2 separate regions of the Homo sapiens genome follow, and region 2 is linked to region 1. Evidence: read pairs that join two places in POLR2A ChIA-PET (ENCODE). Cell type or tissue: PC-9. All regions are shown on one strand. Links, peaks and the distances in the headings refer to the core of each region. The heading gives the core; the rest is flanking DNA.

The links. ChIA-PET counts read pairs that join two places held together with the same protein. Peaks named below come from ENCODE experiments on the same cell type or tissue, not always from the same donor. Only the 100,000 strongest peaks of a DNase experiment are listed, where the experiment ranks them.
Region 2: POLR2A ChIA-PET joins it to region 1 with 13 read pairs; 2 of 35 experiments call an interaction of 5 or more read pairs at or near these places.

What each region holds. Positions count from the first base shown.
Region 1 is chr17:43,834,850-43,845,563 of GRCh38, reverse strand. It overlaps LOC107984979 (a long non-coding RNA gene), which reads right to left. Exons shown (of 3, transcript XR_001753057.2): 2 at 5,616-5,707. Among named protein-coding and RNA genes, the nearest start is that of CD300LG, 7.0 kb to the left of the region's middle. In PC-9, for the core only: a CTCF peak has its summit at 4,775; DNase peaks (open chromatin) are centred at 4,573 and 5,643; H3K4me3 peaks cover 1,896 bases; H3K27ac peaks cover 3,827 bases.
Region 2 is chr17:44,357,804-44,365,659 of GRCh38, reverse strand. It overlaps FAM171A2 (family with sequence similarity 171 member A2), which reads left to right and starts at 1,807. Exons shown (of 8, transcript NM_198475.3): 1 at 1,807-2,063; 2 at 5,528-5,755; 3 at 5,989-6,081. The coding sequence starts at 1,946. It also overlaps the pseudogene RPL7L1P5. RefSeq lists a silencer at 1,716-2,095 and enhancers at 3,623-4,222, 4,223-4,823. In PC-9, for the core only: CTCF peaks have their summits at 1,651 and 1,652; no DNase peak of the experiment used is centred there; H3K4me3 peaks cover 1,392 bases; H3K27me3 peaks cover 640 bases.

The DNA.
Region 1 (10,714 bases), core at 2,986-7,985:
GAGAATCGCTTGAACCCAGAAGGTGGAGGTTGTGGTGAGCTGAGATCACACCATTGCACTCCAGCCTAGGCAACAAGAGTGAAATTCTATCTAAAAAAAGAAAAAAAAGTATTTGTTTATTTACTTATTTTTGAGACAGGTCTCACTCTTGTTGCCCAAACTGGAGTGCAGTGGCGCCATCACAGCTCACTGCAGCCTCAAACTCCCAGGCTGAAGTGATCCTCCCACCTCAGCCTCCCAAGTAGCTGGCACTACAGGCGTGCACCACTGTTGCCTGGCTAATTTTTTATTTTTAGTAGAGACAGGGTCTTGTTATGTTGTCAGGCTTTTCTCAAACTCCTGGCTTCATGCGATCCTCCCACGTCGGCCTCCCAAAGTGCTGGGATTACAGGCACGAGCCACCATGCCCGGCCTTAAAGTAATACTTATTCTAGCATTTGATAGCATATCTTTGCTCTTCTATTTATTTATTTTTGTCCTTACACAGAATAATTTCTGATCCTCTACATTTCTTAAATTCAGACTTATTTATTATATGCAAGGACGAGCATCTGACACTTCATTATGCTTTCTAGTGTCATGGGACCTGAGCACTGACAGATTGAAATATGTGTTATTTGGTTATAAATTGCTTTCCTTTTATTTTTTCTCCCTAGTATAGCTCAGGCACTATAGTGTGATTTTAAAGAAGTAAGTGCTTGTGAAGGCATATTATTTATGATTGTCATTTTAGGAGAGTAAGCGAGGTGTTATTAAATGTTTATTTATATAAAGAGCATGTTGAGTGGATCCCTACCCTCTTCCTGCATATTTGAAGGTCCTTCCCCTCCATTTCCCAGCCCCACACCTAGCCCAGGAGGCTGGCTCAAGAACTCCATTAGAAACAGATTCACCAGACTGGGAAGTGGAGCAAGGGCTGGGGAGAAGGGTGAAAGTGAGGTGCTGGCATGAGCCTCGCACCTAGTTCCACCTTAGGCCACACTCTGGGGTAGATGGGGCCAACAGACAGACCTCCGTGGTGGGCTGGGGATCTGAGAAGAGAGGATATTTTTGTCCTGCTTCCCACCAGAAGCATGGGGAGGTGCCCCACCATCACTGCACCTGGGAGAGGCAATGAGGCACAAGGGCTCCTGGACAGGTCACTGGGCTCGTGACAGCCTCATCACATCCTCAGGAAGGCCTCTGTGTGCCCAAGAGGTACAGTGGCAGGGATGAGGGGACTGAGCTGCTTGGTCTTCGATGGCCACCCTGGTCCAATTCCTCTCGGTTTGGACTTGGACTAAATCACTTCAGCTGCTCCAAGAGGGTCACTTGCTCCTCTTAGATCAAGGTTTCCCCAACCTCAGTACTGTTGACATTTTAAGTTAGATAATTCTTTGTTGTGGGAGACTGTCCTGTGAATTATAGGATGTTTAGCAGCATCTCCAGCTGTACCCCCTAGATGCCAGTAGTCCCTTCCCAGTTGTGATAATCAAAAATGTCTCCAGGCTGGGTGAGGTGGCTCATGCTTATAATCCCAGCACTTTGGGAGGCCAAGGTGAGTGGATCACTTGAGCCCAGGAGTTTGAGACCAGCCTGGGCAACATGACAAAACCCCGTCTCTGCAAAAAATACAGAAAATTAGCCAAGCATGGCAGTGTGCACCTGTGGTCCCAGCTACACACAGGCTGAGGTGACAGAATCACCTGAGCATGGGAGGTCGAGGCTGTAGTGAGTCGAGATCCCATCACTGCACGCCAGCCTGGGTGATGGGAGTGAGACCTTGTCTCAAAAAAAAAAAAAAAAAAAAAAAGGCCGGGCGCAGTGGCTCACGCCTGTAATCCCAGCACTTTGGGAGGCCGGGGTGGGCGGATCACAAGGTCAGGAGATCGAGACCATCCTGGCTAACACGGTGAAACCCCGTCTCTAAAAAAATAAAATACAAAAAAATTAGCTGGGCATGGTGGCGGGCACCTGTAGTCCCAGCTACTCGGGAGGCTGAGGCAGGAGAATGGCGTGAACCCGGGAGGTGGAGCTTGCAGTCAGCTGAGATCACGCCACTGCACTCCAGCCTGGGTGACAGAGCAAGACTCTGTCTCAAAAAAAAAAAAAAAAAAAAAGCCTCCAGGCATTGTCAAACATCCCACTGAGAGGCAAAAATACCCTGGGTTGAGAACTGCTGTCTTAGATGATGAATAACTGTGGAACAAATAAGTGCACTTTTGTGTAAGTTATGTTTATTGTTTATGTAGGTCAGGGTGTTCCATCTTTTGGCTTCCCTGGGCCAAGAAGAAGAATTGTCTTGGACCACACATAAAATACAGTAACACCAGTGATAGCTGATGAGTTAAAAAAATAATCTCATAATGTTTTAAGAAAGCTTACGAGTTTGTTTGGGGCTTCATTTAAAGCCATCCTGGCTGCATGCAGCCCGTGGGCCGCGGGTGGATAAGCTTGATGCAGGCATAGTAACACGGTTTTGGAAACAGGACAGTGGGCAGAACCTAATGCTGAACCCCAGAATCAGGTAAAACTGCGTCCTTCTTTCCTCAGTGGAGCTGGGCCATCCTCGTAATACTCAGGGTGAGGTGTGGTGTATCAGTTTAGAACACACACTTTTTGCAGGTGGGCCAGCTCACCAGAGAAAAGGAAGAAGAGAGCCGGGTTACACACGCCTTGTTCCTCCTTCAACATTCATCAATCAAATCAGCAGAGGCATGGAGAAAGGCGTGGAGAGGTGTAGAGAGAGGCGTGGAGAGGCGTGGAGAGAGGCGTGGAGAGGCGTGGAGAGAGGCGTGGAGAGGCGTGGAGAGAGGCGTGGAGAGGCGTGGAGAGAGGCGTGGAGAGGCGTGGAGAGAGGCGTGGAGAGAGGCGTGGAGAGGCGTGGAGAGAGGCGTGGAGAGGCGTGGAGAGAGGCGGGGAGAGGCGTGGAGAGAGGCGTGGAGAGGCGTGGAGAGAGGCGTGGAGAGGCGTGGAGAGGCGTGGAGAGAGGCGTGGAGAGGCGTGGAGAGAGGCGTGGAGAGGCGTGGAGAGAGGCGTGGAGAGGCGTGGAGAGAGGGGTGGAGAGGCGTAGAGAGAGGCGTGGAGAGGCGTGGAGAGAGGCGGGGAGAGGCGTGGAGAGGCGTGGAGAGGCGTGGAGAGAGGCGTGGAGAGGCGTGGAGAGGCGTAGAGAGAGGCGTGGAGAGGCGTGGAGAGAGGCGTGGAGAGGCGTGGAGAGAGGCGTGGAGAGGCATGGAGAGGCGTAGAGAGAGGTGTGGAGAGGCGTAGAGAGAGGCGTGGAGAGAGACTAAGAGTTTTGTGCCAGTGGGGTTCTCTGCTCATGGAAGGAAACATCAGGAGTGGGGAAGACGTGTCCCCGGCAAAGACAAATGAGCCACAAGACAGGAAGATTTGGATTCCTGAGCTACCACTTGGAAGACAGCTGCCCTGGACAGCCACCAAGCGTGCGGCGGACTTGGAATGAGCAAGAGATAGACTTTTCTGTGTTTAGCCACGGAGATCTTGCAGTTTGCTAGTTGCTGTAGCACAGTGTAGACCACCACCATGCTTTTTGTTTTCCGTCATACATTCATCCTCTAGTCTCCTCGCAGCTTCCCTACCCTAGCTGGTTGCAAACTCGATTTTTCAACTTTCTCCATCAAACAAATCTGAAAACTCCCTTTCAATTTTTTTTTTTTTTTTTTTTTTTTTTTGAGACAGCAGGCGCGATCTCGGCTCACTGCAACCTCCACCTCCTGGGTCCAAGCGATTCTCGTGCCTCAGCCTCCTGAGTAGCTGGAATTACAGGCACGTGCCACCATGCCCAGCTCATTTTCTGGTATTTTTAGTAGAGACAGGGTTTCACCATGTTGGCCAAGCTGGTCTCAAACTCCTGACCTCAAATGATCTGCCTGCTTCGGTCTCCCAAAGTGCTGGGATTACAGGTGTGAGCCACCGCACCCGGCCCCTTTCAAATTTTTTATGTTAACCAATTACTTCGGGGAATGACAGGGAAAATGATGGAGGAGGGCAGTAATGGGAGACTGGTAATGCCTCAGGAGCTCAATCAGTAAATGCCCACGTTTACTGATAGGTAAATTTCAAATCTTCTCAGAAACTTTGAAGGCTAACTGCAATGTGTTATCTTGGACTGGATCCCAGAACAGAGAAAGGATATTAGTGGAAAAACTAGTGAAAGATTAATAAAGTCTGGAATTTCCTTAATAATAACATTCCAATGTTCATGTCTTAGTTTTGACAAATGTATCATGATTATGTAAGATGCTAACATTAGAGAAAACAGGGGAAAGGGTGTTCAGGAACTCTCTGTACTATCTTTGCAACTTTTCTGTAAATCTAAAATTATTCCAAAATATAAAGTTTATTAAGAAAAAAGAAAGTATACTGGGGAGGCTGAGGTGGGAGGATCACTTGAGCCTGAGGGGTCGAGGCTGCAGTCAGCCGTGAGCATGTCACTGCACTCCAGCCTGGGTGACAGAGCGAGACTGTCTTAAAAAAAAAAAAAAAGCAGTGAAAAGCTAAAAAGAGCATGGGGGTTCCCAGGCATAAGTCTGCATGCAAGTAGACAGGAAGCCAGAAAGATAAGCTCAGTGTATGTGCTTGTTTTCCCTGTGGGCATTTACTGATTCCAAAGCAGCAGCGAAGAGGATGAACTAGGAGTCTAGGGCCCTCTGGGGGCAGGGAATGGAATCTGGCATATTTTTGGTCACATTAGGCTGGGACCCCAAAAGGCTGTACAAACCAGGCCACCATGGACTTCCACCCAGCTTTCTGTCATTTAGGTGTCCCAGGAAACTTCAAGCTTTGAACTTGAATTAAAAGTGGCTCTTGTCTGGCAGCACCTTCCCCATCCCTACCCTCGGGTACCTTAAAGATATTAGTGAAAAATCCTTTCTGGAGGAAAATAGCATCAGCCTAAGCTGATCATTTTTACAAGTAGTTTTTTCAAATACCATCTAATATATAATCAAAGATAACCAAATCTATGAGAAGACTCAATAAGCAAGAATATGCAGAAACAACAAAACAGACCCGTGGGGACTCCATATACTGTAAATAGCAGGATCAGCCTTAACACAACTATTCTTACTGTGCTCAAGGAGGTAAAAGTCAAGCTTGACATTTTTGGCAGGGAACTGGAAAGAACAAAAAGTGACAGCAGATTTGAAAAAAGCACAACATAAGAATTCTAGGACTGGCTGGGAATGGTGGCGCATGCCTGTAGTCCCAGCAACTTGGGAGGCTGAGGCTGGAGGATCGCTTGAACCCGGGAGGCGGAGGTTGTAATGAGCTGAGATCGTGCCATTGCATTCCAGCCTGGGTGACAGAGCAATACTCTGTCTCAAAAAAATAAAACAAAAATAAAAATAAGAGAAATAGGTAACAAAAGCCACAAACAATAGGAAAAGTTATCAGAAATCTCAAAAAACAAAACAAAACAAAAAAACCCCAAAACCCCAGTACAGTAATTTCCCTTCTCATTGAGAAGTAAATGGAGCTGAGCCTGCCCTTTCTCCACCCGCTTCTGACTTGCCCTCTTGCTGCATGCCTGGGCACTAGCCCATTGCTCCTCTTGGAATTATTTCTGGTTCCCTATGGTGTCTGGGCTGAATGCCAAATGCAATGACAATGCACACCTGTAGCCTGAAGCAGATTCTCTCTGTCACCTCTTCAAGGATCGTTGGCATTCTCTTTTTTTCCAGAGCATGCTTGGTAAAGTCTCTTCTCCCTGTCCAGATGGACCCAAAGTCATTCATTCCTCTGGCATTGAGCTCATCTTCCTGTTCCCTGTGCAGCTGCTCTAAACGAGCACCTTGACCGAGCCCTGGCTGGGTGAGGCGACTCCTGCCCTGAGCTTCCGGCCATCTGGGCCAACTCCGCCCTGGCTGCACCTGCCCTGTCCTATGATGCAGCCTCTCCCAGCACTCCTGCTCCAAGCTCTCATCCACCTAAACATCTCTCTCTGCTTCTCTTTTCTTCCATTCTGCTTGCCCAAATATCCTCTGGACTAAAGGACATGTACATATAATATTTTAACAAATATTACCAGATCGTGTCCCAGAAAGTTTGCACCAAATAATATTCCTTCCAAATGTGTAAATGTGTCTTTTCCCCACATCCTTGATAGCACTGGATGTCAACAGACTTAAACATTTTTGTCTTAACAAGGGACATTGCCTCCTATTTTGGCTAAGAATTCTTCGATTATGAGTGAGGTTGTGCATCTTTTGGATTTTTTTTCCTTTTTTTTTTTTTTTAAACAGGAGATCTAGCATCAGTTTTCTGTGTTTATTGGCTATGTATTTTTTGTATTAGACTATTTTCTTTGACCGTTTAAAATTTTTTCATCTTTTCTCATTTATGTAAACTCTTTTAAATTGAGGAATTTAACTTTATCATATTGCATATGATATCATATGTTGCAAATAATATTTTTACCTATAAAAATGTTTACCCTTTTTTAAATCACACATATCCACCTTTTCCTTTATAGATTTGGATTTGGAATTTACTTAGAAATGTTTCCCTCACTGCAGCCGGGCGCGGTGGCTCATGCTTGTAATCCCAGCACTTTGGGAGGCCAAAGCGGGCGGATCACGAGGTCAAGAGATCGAGACCATCCTGGCTAACACGGTGAAATCCCGTCTCTACTAAAAATACAAAAAATTAGCCTGGCGTGGTGGCAGGCACCTGTAGTCCCAGCTACTCGGGAGGCTGAGGCAGGAGAATGGCGTGAACCCGGGAGGCGGAGCTTGCAGTGAGCCGAGATCGCACCACTGCACTCCAGCCTGGGTGACAGAGCGAGACTCCGTCTCAAACAACAACAACAACAACAACAACAACAACAACAACATTAGCTGGGTGTGGTGGCGGGTGCCTGTAATCCTAGCTACTCAGGAGGCTGAGGCAGGAGAATCACTTGAACCCGGGAGGCGGAGCTTGCAGTGAGACGAGATCTCGCCACTGCACTCCCGCCTGGCCGCAGAGCAAGACCCCGTCTCAAAACAAAAGCGAAAGAAAGCTGTATCCCTACCTCACTTCTCACATCAAAATATTTTCTCAGTAAATTTATTTTTATAATCTTGCAGAGGAGGGCAGGTGATCTGCCCGCCTCCACCTACCGAAGTGCTGGGATTACAGGCATGAACCACTGCGCCCAGCCTTTTTTCCTCTCTCTTTTTTTTTCCCATAAAGAGTAGCTATTGTAATTGTCGCCATACCTTATTTTATTTTGAGACAGGGTCTTGCTCTGATGCCCGAGCTGGAGTGCAGTGGCATGATCACGGCTCACTGCAACCTCTATCTGCTGAGCTCAAGCAATCCTCCCACCTCAGCCTCCTGAGTAGCTGGGTCTACTTGCACATGCATCAATTTTTTTTAATTTTTTTATTTTTAGTAGAGACAGGTCTTGCTATGTTGCCCAAGCTGGTCTTGAATTCCTGGGCTCAAGAGATCCTCCCGCCTCAGCCTCCCAAACTGCTGCGATTACAGGTGTGAGCCACTGCACCTGGCCTGTCCCCACATTAAAAAAAAAAAAAAATTCCTCTCCTTCCACTTAAATGTCACCTTTCTCAAATATTAAAAGACAGTATACATGAGGACTATTTCTGTTCTTTCAATTCTGTTCTATTTGTCTAGCTGTTGATTGCCTCTTTAGTACTAAACTTTATTAATTCATTTTTTTTGAGACAGGGTCTTGCTGTGTCACCCAGACTTGAGTGCAGTGGTGTGGTCATGGCTCACTGCAGCCTCGAACTCCTGGGTTCAGGCAATTCTGCTTCAGCCTCCTGAGCATCTGGGACTACAGGTGAGCACCACTACACCCAGATAATTTTTGCATTTTTTGTAGAGATGGGGTTTTGCCATGTTGCCCAGGCTGTTCTTGAACTCCTGGGCTCAAGTGATCTACCTGCTTCGGCCTCCCAGAGTCCTGGGACTATAGCCTCAGTACTAAACTTTAAAAATTGTTTTCATATTTTTAAATCCCACCTCCCTTGGTCCCATAACTCTTTTTTTCCCAGAACTTTCCTATTATTCACCAATGTTTATTTTTCCTGATGAATTGTGGTAGCATTTAATAAATTCTCTGTGAAAAATACTTCTTATATTTTAATTGGAATTGCATTGGGTATAAAGATTATTTCAGAATGAATTAATATAATTGCACTATTGAACTGTTCTTTCCCTAGCCATTTGAGGTACATTTTATCTTTTATGTCCTTCACTAGAATTTTAAAGTTTTTTTCTCCCAAATATCAATAGGTCTTTCATTTTTCCTATTAAGTTTATAAATTGGTATTTAATCTTTCTTGATATCTTAGTTTGGATTTTTTCTTTCATTATACTTAATAATTATTTTTGTCCACAGGAAAGTCATAATGTTTTTTTTGTTTGTTTGTTTGTTTTTAAGACAGAGTCTCGCTCTGTCACCAGGCTGGAGTGCAGTGGTGCGATCTCGGCTCACTGCAACCTCTGACTCCCTGGTTCAAGCTATTCTCCTGCCTCAGCCTCCTGAGTAGCTGGGATTACAGGCACGTGCCACCAAGCCCAGCTAATTTTTGTATTTTTAGTAGAGACGGAGTTTCACTATGTTGGCCAGGATGGTCTCGATCTCCTGACCTTGTGATCTGCCCGCCTCGGCCTCCCAAAGTGCTGGGATTACAGGCGTGAGCCACCGTGCCTGGCCGGAAAGTCATAAATTTTTAATATCAATTGTATACTCTGCCATCTTAAATTTTTTCATCATTTCTTTCTTGTAATTTGTTTCTTTTTATTGGTGAGTAAATATGCCATTGTATGGATATACCACAAGTGAATGAATATTTATCCATTCACTTCTTGATGGACACTTGAATGGGATTAATGCCCTTATAAGAGAACTTGAAGGGAGCACCCTAGTCCCTTTGGCCCCTACTGCCACATGAGGACACAGCGTTCATCCCTTTATGCCCGTCTTTCTTTCTTTCTTTTTTTTTTTTTGAGATGGAGTCTCGCTCTGTCGCCCAGGCTGGAGTGCAGTGGCGCGATCTCAGCTCACTGCAAGCTCTGCCTTCCGGGTTCACGCCATTCTCCTGCCTCAGCCTCCCAAGTAGCTGGGACTACAGGTGCCTGCCACCACGCCTGGCTATTTTTTTGTATTTTTAGTAGAGACGGGGTTTTGCCATGCTGGCCAGGATGGTCTTGATCTCTTGACCTTGTGATCCACCTGCCTCAGCCTCCCAAGGTGCTGGGATTACAGGCGTGAGCCACCGCGCCTGGCCTATGCCTGTCTTTCTCTTCCACCATGTGAGGATACCTATCCAGTGCCATCAGTGAGGAACAGGCCCTCACCAGACACTGAACCAGCTGGCCCCTTGATCTTGGACTTTCCGGCCTCTAGAACTGTAAGCAATAAATTACTATTACTTCTTATAAATTACTGTGGTATTTTGTTATAGCAGCAGGAACTGACTATGACAGGTTTTAATTTGCATTTCCCTGATGACAAATGATGTTGGATGAGTGCTTTCTCATATGCTTATTGGTTATTTGTATATCTTCTTTTGTGAAGTGCATGTTCATATCTTTTGCCTGTTTTTTGATTGGGTGGTTTGTCTTTTTATTGAGTTACAGGAGTTCTTTATTCTGAATACAATCTCTTTGTCAGATATATTTCTTCCTAGTCTCCCAGTCTGTGGCTTGCCTCTTTTCTTTTCCTTTCCTTTTCTTTCTTTTTTCTTTTCTTTTCTTTTTTTTTTTTTGAGACAGGGTCTTACTCTGTCACCCAGCCTGGAGTGCAGTGTCACAATCATGGCTCACTGTAACCTCTGCTTCCCAGGCTCAAGTGATCCTCCTGCCTCAGTCTCCTGAGCAGCTGGGACTACTGGCACAAGCCAACATGCCTGGCTAGTTTTTGTAATTTTAGTAGATACCGACTGGGTTTTGCCGTGTTGCCCAGGCTGGTCTCGAACTCCTGGGCTCAAGCCATTCACCCGCCTTGAACTCTTAAAGTGCTTGAAGGGATTACAGGTGTGGGCCACTGCACCTGGTCCCTGGTCCTATTTTCTTAATAGTGTTTTGTTTTGTTTTGTTTTGTTTTGTTTTGTTTTGTTTTGTTTTGAGACGGAGCCTCACCCTGTGGCCCAGGCTGGAGTGCAGTGGCGCGATCTCCACTCCCTGCAACCTCCGCCACCACACCCGGCTAATTTTTGGTATTTTTAGTAGAGACGGGGTTTAACCATGTTAGCCAGAATGGTCTCCATCTCCTGACCTCGTGATCTGCCCGCCTTGACCTCCCAAAGTGCTAGGATTACAGACGTGAGCCACTGCGCCCGGTCTTTTTTTTTTTTTTTTTTGAGATGGAGTCTCACTCTGTCACCCAGGCTGGAGTGCAGTGGCCTGATCTTGGCTCACTGCAACCTCTGCCTCCCGGGTTCAAGCAATTCTCCTGCCTCAGCCTCCTGAGTAGCTGGAACGGACACAGGTGTGTGCCACCATGCCTGGCTAATTTTTTGTATTTTTAGTAGAGATGGGGTTTCACTGTGTTAGCCAGGATGGTCTCAATATCCTGACCTCAGATGATCCACCCACCTTGGCTTCCCAAAGTGCTGGGATTACAGGCATGAGCCACTGCACCTGGCCAATAGTGTTTTTTGATGAGCAGGAGTTTTAAATTTTGATGAGGTCCATTTATCAATTGTTTTCAGGGTCCATGCTTTTTTTAAAAATTTTTTCTTTTTTTAGAAACGGTGTCTCT
Region 2 (7,856 bases), core at 1-5,000, 520 kb before region 1:
CTTTTGTCAAAGAAAGAGCAGAGGAAAGGAAAAGGGCTCAGGTTTAAGCAACTGGAATCATTCCTACATGATTCCTGATGGCAGAAATGTGACAAAGTGCATCTCAGACAACTAGAAGTGAAACATCATGCCTTGGAATTGCCAGATAAACATTCCTTGGCCTTTGTTGTACACATCGAAAGAATTGATGGCGTGAGTTTACTGGTGCAGAGAACCATTGTAAGACTTTGCCTAAAGAAAATTTTTAGTGGTGTCTTTGTAAAAGTCACCCCCCAGAACCTAAAAATGCTGCGTATGGTGGAACCTTATGTGACCTGGGGATTTCCAAATCTGAAGTCTGTCCAGGAACTCATTTTGAAACATGGACAAGCCAAGGTCAGGAATAAGGAATAAGACCATTCCTCTGACAGACAACACAGTGATTGAGAAGCACCTGGGGAAGTTTGGTGTCGTTTGCTTGGAAGACCTCAGTCATGAAATTGCCGTCCCAGGGAAGCATTTCCAGGAGGTCTCATGGTTGTTACGCCCTTTCTACCTCTCAGTGGCCCGTCATGCTACCAAAAATACAGTGGGCTTCCTCAAGGAGATGGGCACACCTGGCTATCAGGGTGAACGCATCAGTCAGCTCATCCGCCAGCTGAACTAGACCCAGGTGCCAAACTGCAGTAAATTTTTATTAATGAAGTGGAAGCATGGGTAGTAGAAGCATGTGTTTTTGTTTTTTTGGGAATTTTTATCAAGTATCTTCAGAGAAGATTATTTCCAGCTTTATCTTCAAAAACTGGAAAGGAAGGGTCAAAGAAAAGACAGAAGCTCACGCCTGTAATCCCAGCACTTTGGGAGGCCGAGGCGGGTAGATCACTTGAGATCAGGAGTTCGAGACCAGCCTGGCCAACATAGTGAAACGCTGTCTCTACTAAAAATACAAAAATTAGCCGGGCATGGTGGCGTGCACCTGTAGTCCCAGCTACTTGGGAGGCTGAGGCAGGAGAATCACTTGAACCCGGGAGGCAGAGGTTGCAGTGAGCCAAGATCACGCCACTGCACTCCAGCCTGGGCAACAGAGCAAGACTCTCTCTCAAAAAAAAAAAAAAAAAAAAAAAGAAGGAGAAGAAACAGTAGCTTATGTTCATGGCAAGCACCTCTAATCACAGTCCAGTTTCCAAGGAAAAATTCCAGCGTTTTAGTTTAATGTCGGTAAGTGAGTAACTCTAGCATTTGTACAAGGCTCCCTAAGACTCCTGCACCAGTCGGCCAAGCCCAGGGACATAATTGAATTTGGAGATTCTTGGGGCCTTGTTTTGAAAAAGACTTGAAATAGGAAGAAAGGCCCAAAAATAAATGTTCACTTGTCTCTGAAAAAAAAAAATCTGTCTCAAAAAAAAAAAAAAGAGAGACTTAGGGGGGTCTAGGGGGCCTTCCCTGCTATCACCCCAGCACTGCCTAGGTGTTCTACCGGGAGAAGGGGGCCATCGAGCAGGGAGTTCTTACAGTTTTCTGAGACTTTCATGACCGTACCCCTTGAGAGTGTTGTAGGCAATATCCACTCCCCACCTACACACACACAAATTTTGCACCAAATTTTGGGGACTCTCGAAACCCAAGAACCCGGGTGATGGGACCCTAATCCCGACACTCCTTTGCAGCGCAGAGTCTGGGAGCGCAGAGCGCGGGGGCTGCGGGGTGGGCTGAAGGTGGGCAGTACCGGGGGGCGGCGGGCGGAGCGGGGCCGGGAGGGGGCGGTGCCGGAGGGCCAGCGGTGTGGCGCGCCGCCTGCAGGGGGCGCTTGCGGCGGCTCCGGTCGGAGACAATCGCGCTGAGCGGGCGCCGCAGCGGGAGCGGGAGCCGGAGCTGCGAGGCGCGGCGCAGAGCTGGGGCTGCGCGGGGCCGGGCGAGCGGGACCAGGCGGGAGCCATGGACCGCTAGGGCCCGGCCTAGCCCCGCGATGCCGCCGGCGAGTGGCCCCAGCGTCCTCGCGCGGCTGTTGCCGCTGCTGGGGCTGCTGCTCGGCAGCGCCTCCCGGGCTCCCGGCAAGTCGCCGCCGGAGCCCCCCAGCCCGCAGGGTGAGTCTCAGCCGGGAGGGGCCGCGATCGCGGGCCTGCGCCCCCTGATCAGGCTCCCGCCCGTCAGCCCCCTCTTCGCGGCGTTCGTGAATTGAGTGGTATTCTGTTCCCTGGATTCGGGTGGGGGGAGCTAAGCGATCTGGGGTTGGCGCTTCTGGGGGAAAGTGGAGGCGGGGAGAGGGAGGCCGTCCGGGGCGGGGGTCTTGGGGAGACACAATGGGTAGTGCGAGGGTCCCCAGGATCTGCGCCGCCGCCCTCTCCCTATTTGTTTTTCTCCCTCCTGGTCCGCGAGGCGCTGCTGCCTGAGCCATTGTCTACCGAAGACACCCGCCCAGGGGCGGGCTGGGGCGGGCGCCTGCTCCGCAGCCCCCTGCGGGTTGCTCGCTCCCGACCCTGGCGGGGTGGGGGCGCCGGCATCCGCTGCCACCCTAGGCCGGGACCGGAGGCTGGGAGCCTGGAGCTGGGTTTGAAGGGGGGAGGGGAGAAGGGGGAGTGGGTGAGGCTGTGGGCGGGATTGACTGCTCTAATGGGGTTCTTTGCCCTGGAGCCTGACAGCTCCCAGCCAGCCCCCCTGGTTTAGAGTTTGGGGTGCACCAAATAAATGCTTGTGAGCCTATGATGGAGGACGAGCCGCAGTTGTGGGCCTCTAAGAAAAGGGGGTACATTGTGATTCCCAGCTGAGGGAGCATGGCAGGCTTGTGGTCGTGGAGCCATGCTGAGCTAGCTGGCTGTGGGCAGTGCCGGCTGGGAGGGCAGGTGCCTGGGTCCCCCCCCATTCAGCAGGCCTCCTGGCATTCCTGTCCCCTGCCCGCCCCCATATCACCCCCTCCTCATCTCACATCTTCGCAGTGGAGGAGACCCTTCCCAGCGACTCACCGGGCGCAGGTGGGTGTGTGAGGTGGGGGTGGGGCCGGCTCCTGCAGCAGGAAAGGGTGGGGGAGCAAGACCCTGACAACACATCCCACAGGCAGGCCTGGACGCTTGGGGGCCTCCGCCCACTCCAGTCCTGAGTCCACCTCCCGGGTCCTGCTCTCCCTCTCCTGCCTGTGGGCCCCATCCCTGCCTGAAGCAGTATTCACTCCTCACCCCCCACACTAAGGAGCTGGCAGGAAAAGCAGAGTGGGGGGGTCTGGATGAGGGAAGTGGGGTCCGGATGAAGGGAGGGGGTCGGATTTCCTCCTGGACTGAGGCAGGCCTAGAGCCGGGAGAGGTGGATACTATATGGAATGTCAGGCTTCGAGGAATGGGTAGGGTTCACCCTCTGCCTCAGTCTCCCCCAGCTCTCTCGGGGAGGAGATCAGGCTTTTCTTAGTAGGAAGAAGCCCTAGTTTCTTAGGACGCCCCTCCCCTCAAGTCCCTGCACCTCAGGGGAAGGGGCCCAGGGAATTGGCTGGAATAGAGCCAGGATTGGGGGTTCTCTGGGGCAGCTGGCGGGGAGCCCAGGTTGAGGGAAAGGGGGAAGGGAATCTGCTAGGCACCTGCCCCCTCCCTTCTCCCCCACCCGCAAGGTTGGCACAGATCCTTACCAGCCCACCCCAGTTTTGTTTCCCCAGCCCCCTCCCTCTTCTGAAACTCTGACTCTTGAACCCAAGGCATTCCCTCAAATGACCATATCTCAGACTCGGGATCCCTCTCCCCAGCTGCTCTATCCAGCTGTTCCTAAGCCCGGGATGGAGGTGGGAGTAGCCAGGACCTTCTAGCTTCTCCGAATTCCTAATGGGTGTTGGCAGGGGGATGGATGAGGACCTTGCACACGTCCTCCTAGGCTCTACCTCCCCCCACCCCATGCCACTTAACCTCTCTGAGCCATAATTTGTTCATTTGTAAGACATGGAAGGATAGTGCCTACATCATCAAATTGAAGTAAGAATTAAATCACATCAAATGTGCAAAAAAACAGTAAAGGGGTGCCAGCTTCCTGGAGGAGCAGAGAGCGAGAGTGAGTGGAGTGTGCACCCACCCTGCAGGGTTGGGCTCTGGCCTGGGAGGGGAGGTGGGCTCAGGGGAACAGCTGGATGGGATGCCTAGGGCAGGCGTGGCGCTGGCTGCGGATTGGGAGCCTGAGCTAAGACACCTGTCACTGCTGAGTGTCAGGCTCCACTCTAAGGCCTTCCCTCTCCTTGAAGTCTCCACAGCACCCTGACCTCCCCAGGCCCTGCTGCTCTCAGCTCCAGACTCTTCCTTCCATACCCAACCCCCACTAGATTTGCATCCAGCACTCAGCCCACTTCCCACCTGTCTCCTGGGCCCCCCACTGAGGTGTCCATACATGCATGACACACCTTGTTAGCAGGAAGGTAGGGGCGAAGTGTGTTCTTGAGGGAGGGGCTGTGCTGATGGGAAGGGGTGCCCTGGATCAGAGAGACTGCCTGGAGAATCCATGGGAACAACTCAAGGCTTGGTTCCTTCCCATCACGCCATCTGAGGGCAGGACGCCTGCCTGATGGCCTGGCCAGATTCTCCACGGGCTGTGGGCAGAGGCATCCCTGGAAAGCAAAAGACTTGGGCTTCCCTCCCCAGCCCCCTCCACAATAGTTCTCTTGGGCCTGGGTTGCTCCCCCCTAGATCTCCTTTCCCTTACCAGGGCCCCAGCTCCCTGCCTGATCTCCTGGGAGGAATGAGGGCGTTGCCATGGTGACTGACTGTAGCTGACCAGCTGGGAGGGGGCAGGCGGTTCATGTGAGGGGGAGGAGGCAGAAGTAATTTGTTTGGGCATGGGGTTGGGGTGAGTCCCTAAATCTGAAGGGAAACAGGCTTGTGCAAAGGATTCTGGGAAAAGGATGAATGATGGGAATGACCAGTTTCCTAGTGTCCCCTGTCAATTTTTTCCCAAGACCCCAAACTCTGCCCTAGCCTCCATCCTCCCTTTCAAACTGCTGAATCTTGACCCTTCTCCTCTCCGCCTGCGGACCCAGCTTTACTTAGCCTTTCTCAGCCCTCCTGTCCTTCTCCTCTCCCCAGGCCCGGGGTTAAGAATGTCGCTTCTAGAGGCAGACTGCCAGGTCTGGATCCCAGATCTCCACTTAGCTGTAGTCCAAGTATCTAAACTCTCTAAGCCTCAGTTTCCTTATCTGTAAAATGGACTAAGAGCATATATTATCAAATCCAATACACCACTGACTGTAAGATGCACCATGATTTCAGGTACCAGTAAGAAAGGAAGAAATGCTGCCAGTTATAACGATGGCATCATCAATCATAGGCATAGCCCGAGTTTAGAATTGTGAAAATGTGACACAGCGCATGTGTTAGACGATGAAATACAGGAATAGTCCCACCTCCGGCATGGGCTGATAGGAGGTTTCAGTGAGTGCTCTGTGAATGCTGGGTCTTAAATCATGCCTTCTCTAGCCTCAGCCCAAAAGACTCTCTCAAACACAGCTCCTTCCTCTGATCTTGGGGCTCCCCCCAGTTCTCTTTCCCCCTCCCTCGTCCTCACTCCCTTTGCCCCATCTTGCCCACAGAGATCCTGATCAAGGTGCAGGTGTATGTGAGCGGGGAGCTGGTGCCCCTGGCCCGGGCCTCAGTGGATGTGTTTGGGAACCGGACTCTGCTGGCAGCTGGCACCACAGACTCAGAGGGTGTGGCCACCCTGCCCCTCAGTTATCGCTTGGGCACCTGGGTGCTGGTCACTGCTGCCCGCCCTGGCTTCCTCACCAACTCTGTGCCCTGGCGTGTTGACAAGCTGCCCTGTGAGTGCAGGGGCAGGTGGAGGGGGGGGACAGCAGCTGACCCTCCATCAGCCCCTTCCCAAAATAGTCTCCTTGGGGGTGGAGGGGGAGGCTTTCCAGCAGCTGCTGCCTGGGCTGGGGTACACAGAGGGGGCTGAGGGAGGGTGAAGCCTCTGGGACTCAGATGGAGGGGGTGCCTGGCTGGGGGGTAGGGGGTGGGTTTTCCTGGAGCTGACCGGCCATCCCTCCCGCAGTGTATGCGTCTGTCAGCCTCTACCTGCTCCCTGAGCGGCCGGCCACGCTCATCCTCTATGAGGACCTGGTGCACATTCTCCTAGGCTCTCCCGGTAAGGCTCCCCCTCACCCACGCCAACTCTTCTTCCTTCCCCTGACCTAGGTGTAGAGACCTCCACTGTCCTATATTAGCTGGGTGTCCTTGGGCAAGTCACTTCACCTCTCTGAGCCATAATTTGCTCATTTGTAAGACGTGGAAGGTTAGTGCCTACATCATCAAATTGGAGTAAGAAATCACAAAGTGAAAAAACACAGTACAGAAGGTGTTCAATAAATGTTTACAGTTATCGGGGCTTCTCGTGGTTTCTATTCTCCATCTATTCCTACCTTCCCTGCCACCTTTATCTTCAATGGGTCTACACAGATTTGTTGTGCACCTGCTGGATGCACAGGTGCACAGGAAGTGCAAGGCCCAGAGCAAGCCTGCAGTTCCTGGTCTACCCCCAGGCTTTTGGTCTCGCTCAGCTAGTACTTACTTCAACTCCTAGGCTGTGCCAGGCATTGTGGCTGGTGCTGGGAACCACGGTGAGGAAGAAGACCCGCTCTTTGCCTTTGGACGTTCACAGACAAGTAGGAAGACAGATCATTGCAAGCCCTGAAATAGTTCCAGAGCAGGCAGGGCAGTGGAGTGGAGGGCAGCTGCTTTCAGTGCTGAGACGGCCCTAACCTGCGAGGGGACCTGGCTGGGTGAGAGCTTGTCGAACGGAGCAGTCAGCCCTCGACTCAGGAGTGAAGGGGAAGCAGAGGCACCTCCACTGGAGAGGAAGGCCAGGGGGAGACATCAGGTGGAGGGTAGTAGAGGACAGTGAGGGTTTGGGGGCTCCATTCCGCTTAGAGGGCCATGGTGGGTTTCGGAGTTTGAGGAACCCCATCCCAGTTTGTAGTCTCAGCTTGAGCCCTTGTCATGGAGCTAGTTTTTGTTGTTGTTGTTGTTGGGTTTTTTTTTGAGATGGAGTATTGCTCTGTTGCCCAGGCTGAAGTGGTATAACCTCGGCTCACTGCAACCTTTGCTTTCTGGGTTCAAGGGATTCTCCTGCCTTAGTCTCCTGAGTAGCTGGGATTACAGGCACCCATCACCACGCCAGACTAATTTTTGTATTTTTAGTAGAGACGGTTTTGCCATGTTGGCCAGGCTAGTCTCGAACTCCTGACCTCAGGTGATCCACCCGCCTCTGCCTCTCAAAGTGCTGGGATTACAGGCGCGAGTCACTTCACCCGGCCTCACCAAGCTGCTCTTGTTTGCTCACCTTCGTCACTCTGATCCCAAGCTTCTAAGTGCCCCTGCAGGTTTCTAAAATACCAGTGGACCCTTTGTGGCCCCCTAGCTTGAAGCCCCTGCATGGCGCCTACTGCTTTCAGTACCAAGCCCAGGTGCCATCTCAGAGCTGACTGCACCCTCCAGAGCCCGGGCCGCCCTCTGCCCCACGCCTCTGGGCCTTTCTCATGCCAGGCCTCCTGGATGTCCTTTCCCTCTTTCTTTCCTGGCTGAGTCTTCCACATCCTCCAAGACTCCACAGGGCCTCCCCTGAGCTGAGTGAGACCAGCTCCCCTAGTCCTCTGCATCCCTCTATTTGGATAGCAAGGCAGGAGGAATGGCATGGCAGAGGATGGGCCTGGAGCCCGATGGCCTGGGCTTCTATCCGGGCTCGAGGATTGTGACCTCGTGCAAGTTACTGAACCCCTGTGCCTCCATTTCTGCACCTCTAAAATGAGGTTGATAATAGATACCTAGCTCAGGGGCTATTTTCCTAATTGCAGGGGTTAATATAGGTAACCTGCTTAGAACAGTGCCCAGCATAGCTTAAAGATTAATAAATGTTAGCTGTGA